2 separate regions of the Homo sapiens genome follow, and region 1 is linked to region 2. The links are chromatin loops, found by intact Hi-C in ENCODE. Cell type or tissue: prostate gland. All regions are shown on one strand. Links, peaks and the distances in the headings refer to the core of each region. The heading gives the core; the rest is flanking DNA. Region 1 has its middle 10 kb from the start of B3GALNT2. Region 2 overlaps LYST (lysosomal trafficking regulator).

Region 1 (11,881 bases), core at 5,426-7,925, 270 kb after region 2:
GCTGTTTAGATATTGGAACAATAGCTAGGATAACAATAGAGAAGACTAGGGCTAGTACCCCTCCTAGTTTATTGGGAATAGAGCATAGAATTGCATAGGCAAATAAAAAGTCTCATTCTGGTTTAATGTCAGGTGGTGTGTTGAGGGGGTTTGCCACAGTGTCATTATCTGGGTCTCCTAGTAGGTCAGGTGAAATAGAACTAATATAAGTAGTAATAGTAGAAGGAGAATTAGACCCAAAATGTCTTTGATTGTGTAGTAGGGATGGAATGGAATTTTGCCAGAATCTGATGAAACTCCTGACAGGTTGTTGGATCCTGTCTCTGGAAGAAATAGAGGGTAGATGGCTACTAGGTCCATGATAATGAAAGGTAAGATGAAGTGGAAGGTGAAGAATGGTGTGAGGTGGCTTTGTCAACTGAAAAGCCTCCTAAGTTTATTGTACCAGGCTGGTGCCAATGTATGGAACAGCTGACAATAGATTTGTAATTACTGTTGCCCCTCAAAAAGATACTTGTCCTCATGGTAGGACACAACCTATAAATGTTGTTGCTATTACTATAAATAGTAACATAATACCGATGTTTCTGGTTTCTAGGAAAGTGTAGGACCAGTAATATAAGCCTTGTCCTACACGTAGAAAGCAGCAGATGAAAAATATCGATGCCCCTTTGGCATGTAAATTTCGGCTAATTCAGCCATAATGCAAATCTCAGCAGATCTGTGTGGCAGAGAAGGATGCAGGTGTTGTATGTGATGTACAGTGTATAGTTAGAAAGAGTCCCATGATGATTGTAGGCATAGACACTTAAAACTGAGCTGAAATTTCATCATGCAGAAATATTTGATGGTGCCAGCAGGTCAATGATATGGTTTGGCTCTATGTCCCCACCCAAATCTCACCTTGTAGCTCCCATAATTCCCACGTGGTGTGGGAGGGGCCCAGTGGGAGATGATTGAATCATGGGGGCAGGTCTTTCCCATGCCGTTTTCATGATAGTGAATGGGTCCAGATACCTCCTGCTGGAGGTGCACCACACCTATAATCCCAGTGCTTTGAGAGGCCGAAGTGGGAGGATTGTTTGAGGCCAGGAGTTCCAGACCAGCCTGGGCAACATAGGAAACCTCATCTCTAAAACAAACAAACAAAAACACTAGCCTGGCATGGTGGCGTGCCCGTAGTCTTAGCTAATCAGGAGGCTGAATGGGGAGGATCACTTAAATCCAGAAGTTCAAGTGTGCAGTGAGCTCTAATCATACCACTGAACTCCACGCTCCAACCTGGGCAGCACAGTGAGACTGTCTCAAAAAAAAAAAAAAAATCAGTGCTGAGAGTTGGTCCTGAGTTTTCATGTGGTTTGTGACACAGCAGTAGCTAATAACCGTCTTTATGTTCTTCATTCCTCCTGCTCACAGAGGAAAGGGGAGACTAACATTGTCTCGAGATGGAGTCTTGCTCTGTCACCCAGGCTAGAGTGCAATGGCGCGATCTCGGTTCACTGCAACCTCCGCCTCCCAGGTTCAAGCGATTCTCCTGCCTCAGCCTCCCGAGTAGCTGGGATTACAGGCGCATGCCACCATGCCTGGCTAATTTTTTTGTATTTTTAGTAGAGATGGGGTTTCACCATGTTGGCCAGGTTGGTCTCAAACTCCTGACTCGTGATCTGTCTGCCTCGGCCTCCCAAATTGCTGGGATTACAGGCATGAGCCACCGTGCCAGGCTGAGACTAACATTTTCTAAGGACTGACTAATGCTGAGTACTTTCACATATGGCGTTAGATTTAATTTTTTTTTTTCATCCTATGGGGTGGTCATTATTTTTCACATTCTGCAGACAAGGAAGCTAAGGCTCAGGGAAATTAGATAGCTTATCTAAAGTCAAAATTTTAGTAAGTGACACAGTTAGGATTCCAAAGCAAGTCTTCTGGCTTTTTGCAAAACCCCATTTTCACTGCTGAATACCTTATAAAGATCAGACAAATTCTCTGGGGTATCCAATTGCCATCTCCACTGAAGATAATTATAGTTTTTGTTTCCAAACACTAGTTCATCAGGGGAAAGAGACATTCACCTCGTTGTGTATAAACCAGGAGGAAAAACTGTTTATTAGTGTGTGTGAGTAGAATCTAGCCCTGTCATCACAGAGGAAATGCCCCATAATACTTACATCAATATGAATGATGAACCCTATGCATAATCAGCTATTTGGAATTGCCCTTTTATCTTTTAAGATTAAAATATCCTGTCCTCTGACTCAGAATGGCTCTAAACTTTTCTTGCTGAATTAATGTAGCATCATTTTGAAAACATAATGCCATCCTCTCTGCTAGCATTTGAAATTAATTTCTTATACAACAGGCTCTGGGCCGGGCGCAGTGGCTCACGCCTGTAATCCCAGCACTTTGGGAGGCCGAGGCGGGCGGATCACGAGGTCAGGAGATCGAGACCATCCTGGCTACCACAGTGAAACCCCGTCTCTACTAAAAATACAAAAAATTAGCCGGGCGTGGTGGTGGGCGCCTGTAGTCCCAGCTACTTGGGAGGTTGAGGCAGGAGAATGGCGTGAACCCAGGAGGCGGAGCTTGCAGTGAGCCGAGATCGTGCCACTGCACTCCAGCCTGGGCAAGGGAGCGAGACTCCGTCTCAAAAAAAAAAAAAAAAAAAACAGGCTCTGCAATTTGGCACAAGACTTCTCTGCACACAGTCTAAAACTACTCTGCAAAGTTTAAAAGCTTTGCAGAACTTTTAATGGTGTATCTTGGGCCGATATAAAAACAATGTGGATTGTTAAAGAGAAGACAAACATGTGAGAGAAACTTGTTTTTCTTTTTCTTTGATCTCCTAAAAGCAAGATCACATCTCAACATACAGAATGAACAAGGGGAACAAGGTTTAAAAATCAGAGGAGAGGAGGGTACGAACAAATCTCTTTCTGTGTGCATAAACTCAAATCACGCTATTAAGTTGTGAAAAGAAATATTAAGGACCAATCCTTTTAGAAACCTTTCAGATGAGCCAAAGTGGGAAAAGTCTAGAATCTGTCCTTGAAAGGGATTTAGTATATACTCAAAGTAGGACTGGGGTGATTGAAGACCATTAAGCACTAATGAGAAAGAGACCAAATTTTACTTAGGATTTTTTAAATTTGCTCATTAGAACAATATTTATTTATTCATTTATTTATTTATTTTTCATTGAGACGGAGTCTCCCACTGTTGCCTGGGCTAGAGTGTAATGGCGCGATCTCGGCTCACTGCAACCTCTGCCTCCCTGATTCAAGTGATTCTCCTGCCTCAGCCTCCTGAGTAGCTGGGATTACAGGCGCCCACCACCATGCCCAGCTAATTTTTTGTATTTTTAGTACAGACAGGGATTCACTATGTTGGCCAGGCTGGTCTCGAACTCCTGACCTCGTGATCCACTTTCCTCGGCCTCCCAAGGTGCTGGGATTATGGCCACGTATTTCATTTTTTAAGAGTGTCTCTTTTAAACGTGATTCACTTTATGGAATCCTACTGCCCATTAGAGCATGGAAAGCTCCTTTTGTCCATGTCACAGGGCGAATTACTTCATCGTGTTGAATATACTGAGTGTCCCAAGAAGTTTTTCTTCCCAGTGACATGGCTGCTTTCTTCCTTGATTACTGTCTGGATTATTTCTAAGCCTTTGAATTGACCTCTTTGCTTTCAATACACCTCACCTTGATTCATTTTACACACAGTCATTGGTCATTCTTGGTTTCACTGTCACCAAGTCTCCTGTTAGGTATGCAAGAGCTCTGTGTGACAGCCTTTACTGTAATCAGCCTGTGGGGCACAATGCAAACAAATCGGCATTTCCCTACCTACCCACTGAAACTGAGCCACATGGAGGGGCTGTGTGGCTGCCAGTCAGATGCATTAAGGCACCAGGGGCAGGAGTTTCAAATGTGAGCTGCGTATGGGAAGGCCCAAGAACAGTCTCTGAATGCAGAACAAGTTGATGGAGACTGCTGGAGAGGAAGGGATAGCAGTGATTACTTATTTAGCCGTGAGGTCTCCTGAGCGACACTGGGAGGCTGGCTCATTGTTAATTTTTTTGTTTTACTATAATTATTTATAATTTTAGTAAATTGTAAGTAATTTACTAAAGTAAATAATTATAAAAATGCAAATCTGGGTTTTGAACTCAAATTTGTCTGCTGGACCTACAGAGAGTAATTTGATTCTATTTTTCCTCTTACAGAGATTTCTGATTTTTAAATGTTATGACATTAGATACTGCCAAGATTGCCTGAATAATGTGTGCTCTTTCACTTTGCCATTTTGAACTTCTAAAATTTTAGACCTTTGGACACCCAAAGAAGTCTTTAGGTTTCTTTTTAAAAAGAAATTAGGTGGTAATGCCTGCAAACCTGCCAGTTATTCTTTCCAGGGGGAAACCTACTTGTGTTTGTTCTTTGTGTACCTTCCCCCACTAGAATGGAAGCTCCGTGAAGACAAGAACCAAGCTTGTTTGGTTCTCATTTGTAACTTTGATGGTTCTAGGCATGCAAAGACACCGAGTAAATGTTTGTTGAATGAATGAATGAATGAATGAATGAATGAATGAATGCTATCCAACTTGGGCAAATTTTTGCAATACGTAAACTTCGTTTCCATGGTGATATCATACCCCATTTTTTTCCCTTCCAGTGGTCTTAATCATTTCCAGCACCCACCTCCCGCCAGCTCTCCTCCCCATACTCCTCTCTTTATATTTCTCAAACTTACTACAAACTTTAGCCATTGAAATATGCAAGAACCAAGAAGTCAACCAGCTAATGAACAAATTAGTCTGTGATACTGGCAGAAAGCCAGGACTTCCCTTAATAATAAGGGCATTTTAGGAAGTCTTATAGAGACAATGAATGCTTCTCATTTGTGATCTCATTAGTGACTCTAGTTTTGACAATGGCTGGCCAAAGGATACTTTTCAGCTACTATAATCTACTGTAATGTACCAAGTCACCTATATGGAGTAGACATCTTCCAGGACTGAGGCCACATTCCATGATATTTGATGTGATTGATATTGTGGATTGCTTTTAGAGTTTGCTTTACGCTAATGAGGATAGAAAGAGGAAATAAAGAAAGCAACCGAGTTCATTAAACGAAAAAGGCAGAGGACTCTCAGGAGAAGGAATTTGAATTCTAGCACTTATCCAAACATGCAAAGAACCCCCTCTGGTCCCCAAATTTCCTTGTAAGAAAACTGCTCTCTGTGTCAAGCAGTGCCTAGAATATTGGATCTGAGACGTAAAGTTGAAGAATTACTGAATTAAGGTATGACCAAGGCTTTTTTGGTTTTGTTGTTTTAAAGCAATTCTTAAAATTAATATTTTTCCTTAATCATTTGAGATATATTTTCCAAAGGTTGAGGTTGCATATGCCACATTTTAATCTGGATGTCTTCATATTCATGTTTAGGGAAAAGAATGAAAATAACATGTATAAATTTTACCAATATGTTTTCTCATTTAATATTCAAAACAATCCACTGAAGTATATCCTGTGAGTCTCATTTCACAGATTAGGAATCTGAGACCTAGAGGTAAAGTGCTTGCCATGCTCAAGGCCACACAGCTAATAAATGCAAATCTGAGTTTTGAACTCAAATTTGTTTGCTGGATCTGCAGATAATATTTTGATTCTGTTTTTTCTCTGACAAAGATTTCTGAATTTTAAATTTTATGACATTAGATTCTGCCAAGATTCCCTGAATAAGGTGTGCTCATTCACTTTACCATTCCGAACTCCTAAAACTTCTTATCTTTAGACATCTCTAGTCCTATCTTTGATAACAAGAAATTTGCTGTTATGTGTCATAGGTTTTTGGTTTGTTTGTTTTGTTTCTTTTTTTGAGACAGAGTCCCACTCTGTTGCCCAGCAGGCTGGAGTGTAGTGATGTGATCTCGATTCACTGCAACCTCTGCCTCCTGAGGTTCAAGTGATTCTCCTGCCTCAGCCTCCTGAGTAGCTGGGATTACAGGTGCACGCCACCACGCCAGGCTAATTTTTGTTATTTTTTTTAGAGATGGCATTTCACCATGTTGGCCAGGCTGGTCTCGAACTCCTGACCTCAAGTGATTCGCCCGCCTCAGCCTCCTGAAGTGCTGGGATTACAGGCGTGAGCCATGGCGCCTGGCCTATAGTTTTTTAAAATGTTTATAATCTTCAATAGCAAGGTCCCCCAAAGTCTACTGAAGCTAGACTTGACTGAAAATTTATATACACAAATAAGAAATGTGTGCATATAGCAATGCGTGTGCTAAAACTGAAGGGATAGGCCAGACACAGTGGCTCACACCTGTAATCCAAGCACTTTGGGAGGCCGAGGTGGGCAGATCATTTGAGGTCAGGAGTTCAAGACCAGCCTGGCTAACATGGTGAAACCCCATCTCTACTAAAAAAAAATACAAAAATTAGCCAGGCGTGGTGGTAGGCACCTGTAATCCCACTCGGGAGGCTGAGGCAGGAGAATCTCTTGAACCTAGGAGGCGGAGGTTGCAGTGAGCCGAGATTGTGCCATTGCACTCCAGGCTGGGCAACAGAGCGATACTCTGTCTCAAAAAAAAAGAAGTGATAAAACTAATGGAAATTATTCTGTATTAGGAAGAAGATGGAAGTTCATCATTTTAAAGATAAAATGGCTCAGTGTGAAAATGCAACATATTTTATAATTACCCAAAAATTATTTTTTCTTTGAGAACCAAGAGATATTCTTTTTCACAAAAACGTGTATGAATTTTCCCAAAGTAAAATCTAAGTTGAAATCTCCTATTTTGAGTTTAAGCCTGTGGAGCTAACCTTTACCAATCTTAGTTGCCATCCAAAATCTCTAATTAAATTTTTCTCAAAAACCAAACCAAACCAAACCAAACGAGGCAAAAAGAGGCAAGCTCTTTACTGCCACCTACCGTCAGAAAAAAATAGCCCACTAAGTGTAAGGATAAATGACTTGCATGGAAAACTTGAGGCGTGGACAGGGAGACCATATGGTCTGGTTTGCAGATAGTTCCTGTTGTCTTGACATTTATCCATTTTAGCATTTGTCCTGCCCCCTTTTTCTCTCAAAACCTTGATTTAGATTACAAATTATATGGTTGTTACTGGCTGTTTCCATACATCACTTAAAATACTCAAGTCAGGCTTATCTCTCCCATCTAAATGCACACACACACTTCTTCAATCAGAGCCCTCTTCCCAGCTCCCATTCTTTCTCGTTCTGATCTTCATGACCAAACTTCTCAAAATAGTAATGCACACACCATTTCCACTTCATTACTTCTCATTCACTCCTCAACTCACAGTACTCTCCCTTCTGCTCTACCTATTCCTCGAAACTGCTAGTTACCTGGCCACTCTCAAATCAGCAGACACATTTCTGCCTTGATCTTGCTTCATATGTTGTCAACAGGCATGAGCCACCACGCCCGGCTAATTTTTGTTTTTGTTTTTTTTAGAGACAGTGTTTCACCATGTTGGTCAGGTTGTACGCTGTCGTCTGCACTCCCTCTGCCATCTTACATCTTGTCTTGGGTGACACATCCTCCTGTTTTCCTCCTATAGTCTGGATTCTTGTCAATGTCCTTTATAATTTTAACTTCCTCTGCTCACACCTAAATGTTGGTGTCTCCCTTCATCATCGCTCTACAGACTATGCCTGGGTAATCTCACCTTGTGAGTTCTACTGCAATCAACTTGCTAAAGATTCCCAAATTCATTGATTCACTCATTCATTCACTGTTTGTTCAATAAATATTTATGGAGCACCTACAAAATGCCAGTGACTTCTCCAGGTTCTGGGATATATCAGGGAACAAAACGGGAGGGAAAATTTCTGCCCTGTGTAGACAGTAAGACAATAAACCGCAAACAAAATAAATAAGTAAATTGAACAGTATGTTTAAGAGTGATAAGTGACACATGGCAGGTCGCAGTGGCTCACGCCATTAATCCCAGCACTTTGGGAGGCCGAGGCAGGCGGATCACAAGGTCAGGAGTTTGAGACCAGCCTGACCAACATGGTGAAACCCCACCTCTACTAAAAATACAAAAATTAGCTGGGCATGGTAGTATGCACCTGTAATCCCAACTACTCAGGAGGGTGAGGCAGGAGAATCGCTTGAACCCGGGAAGTGGAGGTTGCAGTGAGCCGAAATCACACCACTGCACTCCAGCCTGGGCAACAGAGTGAGACTGTCTCAAAACAAAACAAAACAAAAAAAGAGTGATAAGTGATACAGAATAGAGTAATAGAGATTGGGGATGGTGGAGCAGGGTTTTTTAATAGAAGGGACAGGGAAGGCCTCATGGAAAAGGCAACATTTTAGTTGACTTGAAGAAGAAGAAGGAATAAGCTATGAAAATATCTGGAAGAAGAGCAGAAGAAACAAAGTGCAAAGATCCCGAGGAAAGAATGTACCTGTCCTATTCTCGGGATGGAAAGGAGGCCAGGATGGTTCTGGAGCAAACTGAATGAGAAGGAGGGGAATAGAGGATGAGGTTAGAGGGGTTCAGGCCTGCAGATGACAACGGCCTGCAGATGACAATGGCCTACAGATGACAACGGCCTGCAGATGACAACGGCCTACAGATGACAACGGCCTGCAGGCCACTGTAAGGGACTCTGGTTTCCCTGTGAGAGAACAGAACTGGAGAGCCATTTGCAGGGTTTTAGGTAGAGAAATGACATCATCTTTCATGTCATTTAACAGAATCGCTGTCTTAGGTCAGGTTCCCATGGAAACATACTCTGAAACACGGGTTGTATACAGGTTTACTGGGGACTGCTCTTGGGAATGCCGGTAAGGGAGTGAGGAAAGCAGAATTGGGCGGAGGGAGAAGTTGGACTGTGACGCAGTTGCAAGAGAGGCCACGGGATGGCTCTTCAGAGTTACCCACATCTTTACACCGTTCCTTGAGTAGTCACTGGATGCAGGTTGTCTCTCAGGAGGGAGCTGTACCCTTGGGTGAGGCAGCCACCTTCAGCCAAGGGCAGTTCCCAGAGAGAGAGATTCAACTGAGACTCCTTTGCAGTCAACATTTTCCATCCTGAATTGGGGAGATGCACCACAGCATCTTAGAGTCGGCCTCTGCACCCTCAGATAGATCAACTCCATATAGAAGCACCCAGGATCCCTCTTCCATCTTCTGGTTGGCTCTTGCTACTGCAGCTTTTCTCAAGACTTGAATGATACTCATCATCTCCTCCGCTACTCCACACGGTAGATTTTTCCCCACCCCCAGTCAGTCTATTCACCACACAGCAATGTGAGTGTTCCTGCTAACACATAAGTCAGATCATGTCACTCCTTTGCTTAAAACCCACCATGTAGGCTGGGTGCGGTGGCTCATACTTGTAATCCCAGAACTTTGGGAGCTGGGCCGGCGGATCACTTGAGGTCAGGAGTTCAAGACCAGCCTGGCCAACATGGTAGAACCCCATTTCTATTAAAAATACAAAATGGCTGGCCATGGTGGTGCACGCCTGTAATCCTAGCTACTCTGGAGGCTGAGACAGGAGAATTGCTTGAACCCAGGAGGCAGAGGTTGCAGTGAGCTGAGATCGCGCCACTGCACTCCAGCCCAGGTGACAGAGCAAGACTCTGTCTCAAAAAAAAAACAAAAAAACAAAAAAACAAAAAAAAACAAAACCCCACCATGTAACTACTCCCCTTTCATTTCGGAGTAAAAGCCCAAATCCTTATCATGATTTATATCATATTCTTGCTAGGGACTACATCATCCCCGATTATTCTCCTCACCACTCACTCTGTTCCTGTTACACCAACCTCCCTCCTTGAGCACATTTTTGAAGGACAGTTTGGCAGTGTCTATTTTCCTACTCTTCTTGGAGAAGCCCGAGTCAAGATGCTTTCAGACTGAAATGTTAATGATTCTGTCTGCTAGTGTAAAGGTTGTCTTCTGCAAAGATTATCTGGTCGTCATATCACAGGCATTTAATTTAAAAGAATTCAACCATTGGCTTAAAAAAGAAAGAGAAGCAATCATTTAAATAGCACGCATTACTAGGGCAGCGTGTACCCACCCGAGGCAGAGTGCCAGGAGTCCTGAAAAGAATATCTGAATGATTTTAAGGTTTCCCAACTATTCACCAAAAAAAAAAAAAAAGTGAAATTTGTTGATTAAGTGACCAGGCAAGATGGTTTCCTTGAGGAAGAAAGTGAACAACTAAAGCCTGACGAGAAACTTTAATGATAAAGAATTAGAGGGCCAGGCACAGTGGCTTATGCCTGTAATCCCAGCACTTTGGGAGGCTGAGGTAGAAGGACCGCTTGAGGTCAGGAGTTCGAGACCAGCCTGGGCAGCATAGTGAGAGCTCATCCCTACCAAATAAGTAAATAAGAATTAGAGGAATAAAAAAATACTTTTACAGAATTACATATACAAAAACATACATACTATATATTTTAAACTAAGAGATGTTCAAGGGCAATTTTTATTTCACTGGCTGATCGAATTGGGCCCTGTACTAGAGAAAAGAGAACCAGCAAGAAGTGACCCTCATATGGAAGGGATGAGAAGGCGCTTGGAAGTGTCATTAAAGGGCTGGGGTAAGGCTTAAGGCAAGAGATAGCCAGTAGGGACCTCTATTGGGGGACCATAGGAGCAAGTTTATCTCATATCAAGTTAAAAGTTTTCTGTCTGTATCTTCTCAGGCTAAATTCTTGTATTTATTTATTTTTTTGAGACGGAGTTTCACTCTTGTTGCCCAGGCTGGAGTGCAATGGTGCCATCTCGGCTCACTGCAACCTCCGCCTCCTGGGTTCAAGCAATTCTCCTGCCTCAGCCTCCCGAGTAGCTGGGATTACAGGCATATGCCACCACTCCCGGCTAATTTTGGATTTTTAGTAGAGATGGGTTTTCTCCCTGTTGGTCGGGCTGTTCTGGAACCCAGACCTCAGGGGATCCGCCCGCCTCAGCCTCCCAAAGCACTAGGATTACAGGGGTAAGCCACCGCGCCCGGCCAATCCTTTTACAAGTCTGTTAAACATGCCAGCCATGTCTTAGCTGTGACTGGGGGATAAACGGAGGCACTATGTCTGTGTTTCGGGTCAAAGCAGAAGAATCTGGGGCTGTGGCCTCGAGAAGTGGTTATGAGTTGAGGTGGTTGATAGAGAACACTAGAGCAGTCTGGAACAAGAGGTGGCAACGAGACTGATGATGACCTCGTGGAAAAGAGAACACGCCTTGGTACTTAGAAATATTGAGAGAGGGGACTAGAATTTCTGGAGTTATACAGGTTAAGGGGACAGATTGCATACATGGGGATTGAAAAGGAGGGTGATTCCTCCCTTTCCATCACTGGAAAAGTAAAGAAATTTGGAAAAATTCAGAATATATATACAAGAAGAAATATCTGGGCTATAGTGGCTAAGTCTGGAAAGAAAGATTGGGGTGGGCTGAAGGATTCTAACATTATATATTTTGTTTACACTTGTATTACATTACTTGTGTTTGTTATGATAACCATGCATTAGTTTTTTATTAAACATAAGGTTTAGGGGAAAGTCGAATAACTATACAAATTATTATAAAATTCATTAGAAATAGGCCGGGCTCACGCCAGTAATCCCAGCACTTTGGGATGCCAACGCGGGTGGATCACCTGAGGTCAGGAGTTCAAGACCAGCCTGGCCAACATGGCAAAACCCTGTCTCTACAAAAATACAAAAATTAGCCTGCTGTGGTGGTGCGCTCCTGTAGTCCCAGCTACTCGAAAAGCTGAGCCAAGACAATTGCCTGAAACTGGGAGGCAGAGGTTGCAGTGAGCCCAGACCTGGATGACAGAGCGAAATTCTGTCTCAAAAAAAAAAAAAAATATATATATATATGT
Region 2 (11,881 bases), core at 4,973-7,472:
TTGGTTGGTTGATTTACATTTAGTTATATTGCTATTTCTTCAGCAAATTTTGTGATTCCTATACTAGATTTTTTATAATCCATTCAAAAAGTGACAATAGTATTTTACCTCTTTTGGTGAAATTGCTCATTTATTCCTCTAATTGTGTACTAGCTTTAATTTTTTCCCTCTTTCTTTAATTTAGCATGCCAGAGAGTATTGGTGGATCTTTTGGTATCTTTGATGAGTTCAAGAACATGTTCAGAAGAGCTAACCCTTCTTTTGAGAATATTTCTGGAGAAATCTCCTTGTACAGTAAATATGCTATAATTTTTACATTTTTCACTGATAAATTCTTTCACTTACAATTTTTAATAGAATGTATTTTTAATTATTTAGAAATGTTACTAAGCTCTTTCTTTTGATGTGACAGTTGGTATAGGCAATTTCATGTTATTATGTGTGAAATACTCAATTATTTGCATATATTTTAACCATTTCACTTCAATTTGGATTAACCAGACATATCGCTGAGATTATATTTTCTTTACCCACCCCATCCCCAGTTTTTGTGCTTCAGAAAAGCTGAATAATTTTAATTACTAAAGAGAACTTAATTATGAATAGTTACAACCATCTTAGGGATTATCCTTTTCAAAAGGTTATTATCCACTATACTCTTCAATTATTGTCTATGCTTCCCCTTTCCATTGGTGTGGCTTAGTGTCTTTTAAACTATTATCTGCTAGGAAACCCATTTTTATAATGAAACCTTGACTAGAAGCATAAGCAAATAAGACAGAAAACTTTGGAGCTACTTTGTAGTGGGATTGGATGTTCCAGAGAACATCTAAGGCAGGGCGCCATGGCTCATACCTGTAATCCCAGCACTTTGTGAGGCCTAGGTGGGCAGATCACCTGAGGTCAGGTGTTCGAGACCAGCCTGACCAATATGATGAAACCCCGTCTCTACTAAAAATACAAAAATTAGCTGGGCTTGGTGGCATGCACCTGTAATCCCAGCTACTCAGGAGGCTGAGGCAGGAGAATTGCTTGAACCCAGGAGGCAAAGGTTGCAGTGAGCTGAGATCATGCCATTGCACTCCAGCCTGGGCAACAAGAGCTAAACTGCATCTCAAAAAAAAAAAAAAATCTAAACATGAAACAAATTAACCACAAAAGATTACATATTTTAAGAATGAAGGCTGGGCATGGTGACTCACGCCTGTAATCCCAGCACTTTGGGAGGCCGAGGTGGGTGGATCACCTGAGGTCAGGAGTGCAAGACTAGCCTGGCCAACATGATGAAACCTCGTCTCTACTAAAAATACAAAAATTAGCTGGGGGTGGTGGTGGGTGCCTGTAATGCCAGCTACTCCAGAGGCTGAGGCAGGAGAATCGCCTGAACCTGGGAGGCGGAGGTTGCAGTGAGCCGAGATTGTGCAACTGCACTCCAGCCTGGGCAACAGAGTGAGACTCTGTCTTAAAAAAAAAAGAATGAAATCTGTTTCATATTTTATCTCAGCTACGAGAAAATGAAAGTTTTAAAGATGTGGGAGATAGGAAGGTATTTAAATAGGAATGCTGATATGTGTGGGTATGTTTGTATTTTCATTTATAACCTAAATTTCAAGATTATTATGTACTTTATTACGTGATTAGAAAGTTTCATTTGTTTTTCTTTTTCTCTAGAAAATTCTTCTTCTGGGTATTCTGAAAATTATTGAAAGTGATACTACTATGAGCCCTTCACAGTATCTAACCTTCCCTTTACTGCACGCTCCAAATTTAAGCAACGGTGTTTCATCACAAAAGTATCCTGGGATTTTAAACAGTAAGGCCATGGGTTTATTGAGAAGAGCACGAGTTTCACGGAGCAAGAAAGAGGCTGATAGAGAGAGTTTTCCCCATCGGCTGCTTTCATCTTGGCACATAGCCCCAGTCCACCTGCCGTTGCTGGGGCAAAACTGCTGGCCACACCTATCAGAAGGTTTCAGTGTTTCCCTGTGGTTTAATGTGGAGTGTATCCATGAAGCTGAGAGTACTACAGAAAAAGGAAAGAAGATAAAGAAAAGAAACAAATCATTAATTTTACCAGATAGCAGTTTTGATGGTACAGGTATGATGACAGGATTATCTGATTTGTACACAAAGATTGTTTTCAGACTATAATTTTCCTTGAGCCGTAAAAATGTGGTAGTGTTCTTAACACTCTTAACATGTTCTTCACCTTAAATGCCTTACTTAGTGGTGGTAGGTCCTGACTTATCAAAGCATGAGTTGTCATAAAGCCTTGAATCTCTATTACGGAAACTTTAGTTTTTTATAGGGGTGAAGGGGACACCACATATACAACTTTTTCTGGGGTCATCAGCCCCTAAAGTTCCTTATGTGACTTCTCTCCTGGTCCCATTACTGGATTAGGGTGGCTCCTGATGTTATAAAAGGATAAAACCTTATAGCTGCCTTTCTTTCTGTTGTTTCCCAGCCCCTATTAGACAGTCCCCATTTCCTTTTCTTTCTCTCTCTTTTTTTTTGAGACAGTTTCACTCTTGTTGCCCAGGCTAGAGTGCAATGGCGCGATCTCGGCTCACTGCAACCTCCGCCTCCCAGGTTCAAGCGATTCTCCTGCCTCAGCCTCCCGAATAGCTGGGATTCAGGCGCCAGCAATCACACCTGGCTAATTTTATATTTTTAGTAGCGATGGTGTTTCACCATGTTGGCCAGGCTGGTCTCAAACTCCTGACCTCAGGTGATCTGCCCACCTCAGCTTCCCAAAGTGCTAGGACTGCAGGTGTGAGCCACCACACCCGGCTAATTTTGTATTTTTAGTAGAGACAGCGGTTTCTCCCTGTTGGTCAGGCTGGTCGCAAACTTCTTTCTCTCTTTTATTTCAAGTTCTCCTTCTCATGCCATGTCTTACCTCAGTGGCCCTCCCCTAGTTCCTGTCACAGAATGTTTAAATGCATCAGCCATTCTCCAACATTAGAATAAATTTCATTCCAGTTCCTTCTTTAACTGAAGAATTGCTATTATACTGCATCTTGTTTCTCATATGACTAGGGCAGAAAAAAAACTGTTCATTGAAAAGCAATTTATGGTGATGGAAAGTGAAGTAGGTAGGATAATTCTTAGGGCCTGTGGAATGAATGAAATGACTGGATGAGACAGATGTTTAGGGTTTTATATGTACATGGAGATGCAGGCCTCAGTAGCTCTTCATTCCACAAATCTTTCTCATCCAGTGGAACCTCTGTTTTAGGACACTATGCCTTCACTAGAATTTTCTGTTGTGGATTGAATTTTGCCACCTAAGAACTGATAGCTCTACATGTGATAATATTTATTATGCTATCTAATGTGCATTGAGTGCTTTCTGTGTATGTGTCACTTTGCTCAGCTGGTTCTATATACATTTTTAATCTTAACAAGTTAGTAAGTGCTCATACTATCTGTATTTTTAGAGGAAGTTAAGTAGCATGACCAAGTTATGTAGCTGGTAAGTGATGGAAAGGAATTGAAACCCACCTGTTTTTAATTCCAGAGCCTTAACATTGCTACTATACTATAAGCTATGCAGATTGCTTTCTCATGTTTTAATGGAGGCAATCTCAATGTAAACAGTCTCTTATAAAATGAATAAATATACATAGTGACCTGAGAAAAGTAAATATTGGAAAGTTTTTTCTTAATTTTTATTTTAAGGATATATTAGAAAACATATTTTAGAAAGATGATTTTGTATAAACACTTAAAAATAGTAGACATATATAAAAAGTTTTGAAGAGAGATAAAGAATATTTTGCTGCGATATCATACCTTTTACCTCTAAACTAACTGGTGCCTTTGGGCAAATTAACCTCTCAGCACCTCAATTTTGTCACCCTATATATATTTACCTTATAAGATGGTTGTGAGCATTAAGTTAAATATTTGTAATATTACTACTCTATAATTCCTAGGTACACACTGGTTTTGTCCTACTCTTTTATTTGCAGAAGTTCATATTTGGTATGGAACATTTTTAAAATTTCACATCAGATGTGAGTTCTCTGTATATCATATATCTTGGTCAGCAGCCTCAAAATAATCAGTGACCTTAACTCTTCTTTTTTAAAACTATTGTCATCGCTACAGGGAGTATTTTTTTAACATCGGTCATGGTTTTACCTGTTGAAAAATAGCAACTAATATGTATGCAGTCTAATAAGCAGTAGTGTTCTTTAAAAGTCTGAGCCTTTGGACATGTATTTTGGATTTTGATATATCATAACATAGCTTTACATAAAGTCACATGTATTATAATGACAAGTAGATCATCATACATCTTCAGGCAGTGCTGGGTTTTCAAAGATGAGGAAGAGGAGTCAAGATAAATAACCAGATAGCCCAAGCCTGTAAGCATTTACCCTAGCTTGCCTTAAAGAAACATTAGAGTTTCAGAATCACTTAGCAATTATATGCAAAAACTACTCACCAGGGAATATAAATTATGAATATATTCAAACACTAGAGTTTTTCCTTAAAATTTGTAATATGATATTTTTTTTTAAATCATGCCATATTGTGATAATTCTAGAATGAGTTTTGGTAGTGTGAGGCATGGACAATGATGTGTGCTCCCTGGACCAGGGTCAGTGAAGTCATAGTTGATAAAAGAAGCTTGGTACACATTGTAATAGGTTGTCACATAGCGGTCTGGTTACGCCCACAATTGTCCTCAGTTATTATACATTTTTTAATATCTAATAACTTTTAAAGTACTGAATTACCATTTTTCATCCCTCGTGCTTTTTTGGAGTTAACATCTATACTCTGAAAATATGGTTGTTTAGAACAGGTCAGGCTCAGACATTCTGGGTAGATAACCTACTACAAATGAACAAATTTGCTTTGTATTCTTCTAAATTCACTTTTCTACTCAGTTGTTACGAACCATTTTACTGATCATTCTAACATCTTTTTCTTATAGAGAGCGACAGACCAGAAGGTGCAGAGTACATAAATCCTGGTGAAAGACTCATAGAAGAAGGATGTATTCATATAATTTCACTGGGATCCAAAGCGTTGATGATCCAAGTGTGGGCTGATCCCCACAATGCCACTCTTATCTTTCGGTATTGATTATCCTCAGCCTCCCATGAATAGATAATGTATTTAAATAATTTGTGTAAGAGACATTAATGTGAAATCTACTAATAAAAGTTCATTATAGCAAAACAAAAAGTCTCATTTAAAAATATATACATTCTAACAGCTATTAATACCACTTTTATAATAGTGTATTATTCTATCCAAAAATCCATAAAGTCTAAAATATATTAATTCTCGGCTGGGTGTGGTGGCTCATGCCTGTAATCCCAGCACTTTGGGAGGCCAAGGCAGGCAGATCACCTGAGGTCAGGAGTTTGAGACCAGCCTGGCCAACATAGTGAAACCCAATCTCTACAAAAAATAAAAATAAAAACAAAAAAACAAAAAACCACAAAAATTAGCCAGGCATGATGGTGCATGCCTGTAGTCCCAGCTACTTGGGAGGCTGAAGCAGGAGTATCACTTGAATCTGGGAGGCAGAGGTTGTAGTGATCCCAGATCGCGCCACTGCACTCCAGTCTGGGTGACAGAGTGAGACTCTGTCTCAAAAAATAAATAAATAAATAAAAACAAAAAATAAATGAGTAAATAAAATACATTAATTCTCTGTTTGATTTTAGATCAAATACTGAAGTCTTATGCTATGGAAATATTCTATCAGATTGTAATGGTCTTAAGATGTTATTAACAGACATAAGTTTTCCATGTGCATTATATATTTAATAGCGATTACCTAATAAGCTTGGGTTCTCCTTGTTATCTTGTCCTTTTATACTATCTCCTTTATTAAGTAGTATAGATACAGGTCTTTTATTTGTATTGAGTATGAATAGTATGATACTATTTGTCTAAAACTCAAATCTAAACAAACCAGTATGTTATTTAGGAATATATACTTTGTAAACGTTACAAACATTACTAGGTGCCTTATGTACATTATCTCCTCATTCTTTCAGTAATCCCACAAAGTAGATTAGACCTCCAATACTTAGACATTTATATTAATTTTTCTATGAACCAAATAATACATTGTAATTTCTAAATGGGCAATGGCTATATAAATAGTAATAATATATATTTTTTTACAAACTGAATTCTGAACATTATTGCCTAAATTATGACTACCAGCCAATGAGCCTAATCTATTTTAGTTCATGAATTGAGGTAATGATAGAATAACTAAGTAACTTATGGTATAAAACGAAGACCTACTGACTTTTCAAGCACTTTAAAAAAAATAGAACTGATTTTTAATCTTACTTATTTAGAATTATAGTTACTATATGTATGTTAAACACTGAGGTCAGAATTTTCATGTTTTCAGCCTATGCCTTTTCTCTTTTTCTGTAGTGTGTGCATGGATTCAAATGATGACATGAAAGCTGTTTTACTAGCACAGGTTGAATCACAGGAGAATATTTTCCTCCCAAGCAAATGGCAACATTTAGTACTCACCTACTTACAGCAGCCCCAAGGGAAAAGGAGGATTCATGGGAAAATCTCCATATGGGTCTCTGGACAGAGGTAGGAAGCATTTTGAGAAAATGCATCTCAATCTCAGTTACAATGTTATGTTTCATTAGTCAATTATAGCTTCTGAAACAGAATACAGAAACTTCTAGGTTTTTACTATAATAAAATTTACTATATTTTTTGTTGTTTCTTTTTTTATTATTATTGTACTTTAAGTTCTAGGGTACATGTGCACAATGTGCAGGTTTGTTACATATGTATACATGTGCCATGTTGGTGTGCTGCACCCATTAACTCGTCATTTACATTAGGTATATCTCCTATGCTATCCCTCCCCCCTCCCCCCACCCCACGACAGGCCCCAGTGTGTGATGTTTCCCTTCCTGTGTCCAAGTGTTCTCATTGTTCAATTCCCACCTATGAGTGAGAACATGCGGTGTTTGGTTTTTTGTCCTTGCGATCGTTTGCTGAGAGTGATGATTTCCAGCTTCATCCGTGTCCGTACAAAGGACATGAACTCATCCTTTTTTATGGCTGCATAGTATTCCATGGTGTATATGTGCCACATTTTCTTAATCCAGTCTATCATTGATGGACATTTGGGTTGGTTCCAAGTCTTTGCTATTGTGAATAGTGCCGCAATAAACATACATGTGCATGTGTCTTTATAGCAGTATGATTCATAATCCTTTGGGTATATACCCAGTAATGGGATGGCTGGGTCAAATGGTATTTCTAGTTCCAGATCCTTGAAGAATCACCACACTGTCTTCCACAATGGTTGAACTAGTTTACAGACCCACCAACAATGTAAAAGTGTTCCTATTTCTCCACATCCTCTCCAGCACCTGTTGTTTGCTGACTTTTTAATGATTGCCATTCTAACTGGTGTGAGATGGTATCTCATTGTGGTTTTGATTTGCATTTCTCTGAAAAATTTACTATACTTTAACTTACAAATCTGTCAGAGTTGGACTTTTTTTTCCTATTGGTCATTTTCATGCAAAATAAGCCTCCTGTCGAAGTGACTGTTGAAAATTAATATTTGGGTTTGGGGAGCATGCAGATACCCAGAAATTTAGACATTTATGTATAACTATATATCAAAGAACAGAATCTGTAATTTCATCCTGCAAGCCCATATATTATAAAACTGAAGCCGTGATAATTATTTAAATTAAGTGGCTAATAAGGCTAATACCTAAATTAAATTAGGCTTTCAAAAGAAATTAGAATGACTAGCCTATGTATAAGGTGATAGATTCAGATAGAGTGCTAGAAATATACCAAGTGATAGATTCAGGGAGAGTACTGTATGATTTTTACCACATAGGAGAATTGTGAGCCAAGTTAATAAGAAACATCTTGTGGAATATCTTAATGTCAAATTTTAGCCTGTAGGAACTATAAGGTATCTTCGATTTGTAAGCATTGGGAAGTATTGTATTGAATGAAGTAGCATGAAAGAAGATAGAGAATTCGAAACTGTAATGTAGCATGGTAGAGGATTAAGCTGGTTGGATGAGTTTAAGTTGAATAATGAGAAATAAAAATGAATGGACATGGTGAGACTACTTAACAGGCTTTGAATGCCAAGCTGAGAAGTCTAGATTTAATCAAAGGGAATATAATACTGCATACTTACTATGTTGCAGACCTTTTGCTAGGTGCTTTATATACATCATCTAATTCTCTCAAAAATCCCTCAAAGTAGATTAGACCATGGAAATAACATATACCCTTAACACAGATTAACCTATTTTTATTCATTCATTTGTTCATTCATTACATTTATTGAGGAATTACAGTGTTTTGAGCACTTGATATATTAATTAGGCCTAGGGGACAATGGTAAACAAGATAGACACATTCCCTGCCTTCCTGGAGTTCACAGTCTGATGAGGAATCAGACAACAAGCAAACACAATTAAATGAATATTTACAAATGATGAAAAATACTGTGAGGCCCATGCTTTAAAACCCTGAGGCAGAAAATATCGAGTTTGACACTTACGATGGGTGGATCAGGGAAGGCCTATCTAAGAACAGGGTATTAAACCTGAGACCTGAAGGAGGAGATGGAATTTGCCCTGTGCAGGTGGGAGGAGGACAGTTTGAGGTGGAAGACAGGGCATCACTGCAGGAGGCTGCAGCAATTGATTGCTTACAGCTGTCCAGCCTCAATAATAGAGGGAGACAGGGAGCAGGAGCTTGTGGATTGCTTTACAGTCCATGGTGTCTGCCACAAGCAAGAACATGCTTTGGAAGTAAAATTAAGAGTTCAGTTTTGTTGTATTCATTTTAAAAAATGTAAAAATACGTAATTGAAGCCTAATTTCCATGTTCCATGTTCCAAATAAAATACTGTCTGTGACGTTCTCGATCTTCATAGCTGCCATGGCAGCTGTAGCCAATCAGCAAATTTGTTTCCAGAACCTATAGTTAAATCAGATGGAGCTGGGGCTGGAGTTGTAAGTAGAGAGCCCCTTTCTCCTAGGCACTCTCCACTCAATTTCTTGAGCTCTCAATATGTGCCAGGCACTGTATTAGGCACTTTATACAGATTACCTGATTTAATCCTCCCAACAATACTATAAAGTAGGTATATTATTATCCCAATTTTACATATGAGGCAACTGAGACCTAGAGTGACTTTCCCAAACTCATGCCACAAGTAAGGGGTAGAGCTGAAAGTTTAACCTAAACTCTGACCCTAGGGAGGGCCCATGCTTTAAAACCCTATGCTTTACTGCCCCTGCAGCCTTTTTCTGAATTATGTCAGCTGACAGGTAGAGGAACCATAAACTATTAGAAATGTTCAGAATGAGAGATTAGATTTTTATTGTGGACAGTCTGAAATTAGTAAGCATGGTCACTTGATTCACATATCACTCTGTTTTTTTACCCACCAACTTACAGCTATACTCCTTTGAGAGAATTGTTTGCCATTTGGCACAAGTTAATTTCATTGGTTAACAGAGCAAGTGACCAAGGACAAATATTTTATTCTGTTGACTTAAACTTGGTTCTCTAGTATCTTTGTCACTTTATAAGCTATAGAATAATTTCTAGGCCAGGCATGGTGCTTCATGCCTGTAATCCCAGCACTTTGATAGGCCGAGGCAGAAGGATTGCTTGAGCACGGGAATTCAAGACCAACCTGGGCAACATGGAAAATCCCTGTCTCCACTAAAAATAAAAAAATTAGCTGGGCATGGTAATGCGTAGCTGTAGTCCCAGCTATTCGGGACACTGAGGCAGGAGGATCACCTGAGCCCAGTAAGTCAAGGCTACAGTGAGCCATGATTGCACCCCTGCACTTCAGCCTGGGTGACAGAGCGAGACCCTGTCTCAATTTAAAAGAAAAAAAAAAAGAATTTCTAAAAGAATACATTTGAAGAGGCCTTTTAAAATAAGGTAACAGTACTGAAAATGAGTTAATACTTTCTATTAGTTGTTATTAACAGCTTACAAATATGGCAGAAATATATGGCACATAGTAGATACTTAATATTTGTTTAATTCATTTTGCATTCATCCTGCAATAGGTTTTCTTTCACCCTTAAAAACACTATTTTATTTTTATTTCATTGTTATATTTTTATTTTACTTTAGTTCTGGGATACATGTGCAGAACGTGCAGGTTTGTTACATAGGTATACATGTGCCATGGTGGTTTGCTGCACCCATCAACCCGTCATCTAGGTTTTAAGCCCCACGTGCATTAGGTATTTGTCCTGATACTCTTCCTCCCCTTGCCCCAACACCCGCCGACAGGCCCCGGTGTGTGATGTTCCCCTCCCTGTGTCCGTATGTTCTCATTGAAAAACTATTTTTTAAAATAAAAAATTTAAAACTATTTTAAGTCATAATGCCACTAGATGGCAATAGAGTTTCAGTCACAGCCATTTATTTGGTCAAGGAGAAGTATGTCATTGAATGTATCCCACATCTTTCCTTTATTAAAAAAAAAAACATTAAAATAGTTAAGTTTATATGTTATATGTGAAACAGAGAGCCTTAGGCAAAACTTTTAAAATAAATATACACAAAGTTGAATTTCTCATTAAGAGCTACCCGTGTTAGCTTATCCTGTCTTCATCTTACAAATTTTATTTAGACTTTGCCTTCATAGATTACTCTCATTATCTTAAAATGGAGTTTAAAACATTCCTAAATTAGGGGTAGAGCTCTGTGGTTTCACTAGTTGATGAAGTCCTCCCTGCTTTGTGTGTCTTTCTGTGAGAAAGCCTTATTTTGCCTTTTCCAGTACTGTCTTTTGTAAGCATTCCTTCACCGTTATCCATGAAGCAAAAGAGACTAATCAAAAGCTGCATAATCACTTAGCATTAAGAAAACAGAAAATGCAGAAAGTATTGGCATTTCAATGGCTAGACAGAAATTTTGAAGAAGTTATGTTTTTACTGATTAGTTTTCAAAGGCCTCATAGATGACATAACATTTTTGGAATGTCATGGATTCCAGTTTTTGGAATTGTTTGTCAAGATGGGAGACTTCTTGGCAAAATTAAGGGGAGGTGGTTGGTTTATATCTGTAAACCAGGAAGGTGCATATACAGAAGTCAAATGGCAAAGAAAACTTGCAGCAAATGTTTAGTCACATTTCCCATGGCCTGCCGTGGGATCATCAGGTATCTCTCTTTGGCTCCCCTCTTTCTGCAGCACCTTTGACCAAGAGACAAACAATTAGCCCTCCTCTCTTGCCCCAGTGCCAGCTGATAATGACCCAAGAAAATTGTTCAAGAATTCCCCATTGTAGGCCGGGTGTGGTGGCTCACACCTGTAATCCCAGCACTTTGGGAGGCCAAGGCGGGTGGATCATGAGGTCAGGAGATAGAGACCATCCTGGCTAACACAGTGAAACCCCGTCTTTACTAAAAAAAAAATACAAAAAATTAACCAGGCCTGGTGGCGGGCACCTGTAATCCCAGCTACTTGGGAGGCTGAGGCAGGAGAATGGTGTGAACCCAGGAGGCGGAGCTTGCAGTGAGCTGAGATCGTGCCAACCTGGGCAACAGAGCGAGACTCTGTCTCCAAAAAAAAAAAAAAAGAATTCCCCATTGTTAAATATTCATACTTTAAAAATACTTAGTACTAGACTTCCTAAAGTCATTGCTTTAACTTTGTTTTGTTTTTAATGTAGGAAGCCTGATGTTACTTTGGATTTTATGCTTCCAAGAAAAACAAGTTTGTCATCTGATAGCAATAAAACATTTTGCATGATTGGCCATTGTTTATCATCCCAAGAAGAGTTTTTGCAGTTGGCTGGAAAATGGGACCTGGGAAATTTGCTTCTCTTCAACGGTGAGTGAGCT

The links. Peaks named below come from ENCODE experiments on the same cell type or tissue, not always from the same donor. Only the 100,000 strongest peaks of a DNase experiment are listed, where the experiment ranks them.
Region 1: a loop joins it to region 2, with 4 times the contacts of the local background. A loop is called at or near these places in 76 of 110 quality-filtered maps.

The regions. Positions count from the first base shown.
Region 1 is chr1:235,509,009-235,520,889 of GRCh38, reverse strand. It overlaps the pseudogene MTCYBP14. Among named protein-coding and RNA genes, the nearest start is that of B3GALNT2, 10 kb to the right of the region's middle. In prostate gland, for the core only: a CTCF peak has its summit at 6,939 (motif pointing left); a DNase peak (open chromatin) is centred at 6,959; H3K27ac peaks cover 727 bases.
Region 2 is chr1:235,781,916-235,793,796 of GRCh38, reverse strand. It overlaps LYST (lysosomal trafficking regulator), which reads left to right. Exons shown (of 53, transcript NM_000081.4): 11 at 185-294; 12 at 1,672-2,098; 13 at 4,952-5,096; 14 at 6,424-6,597; 15 at 11,710-11,870. Among named protein-coding and RNA genes, the nearest start is that of MIR1537, 65 kb to the left of the region's middle. In prostate gland, for the core only: no CTCF peak of the experiment used is centred there; no DNase peak of the experiment used is centred there.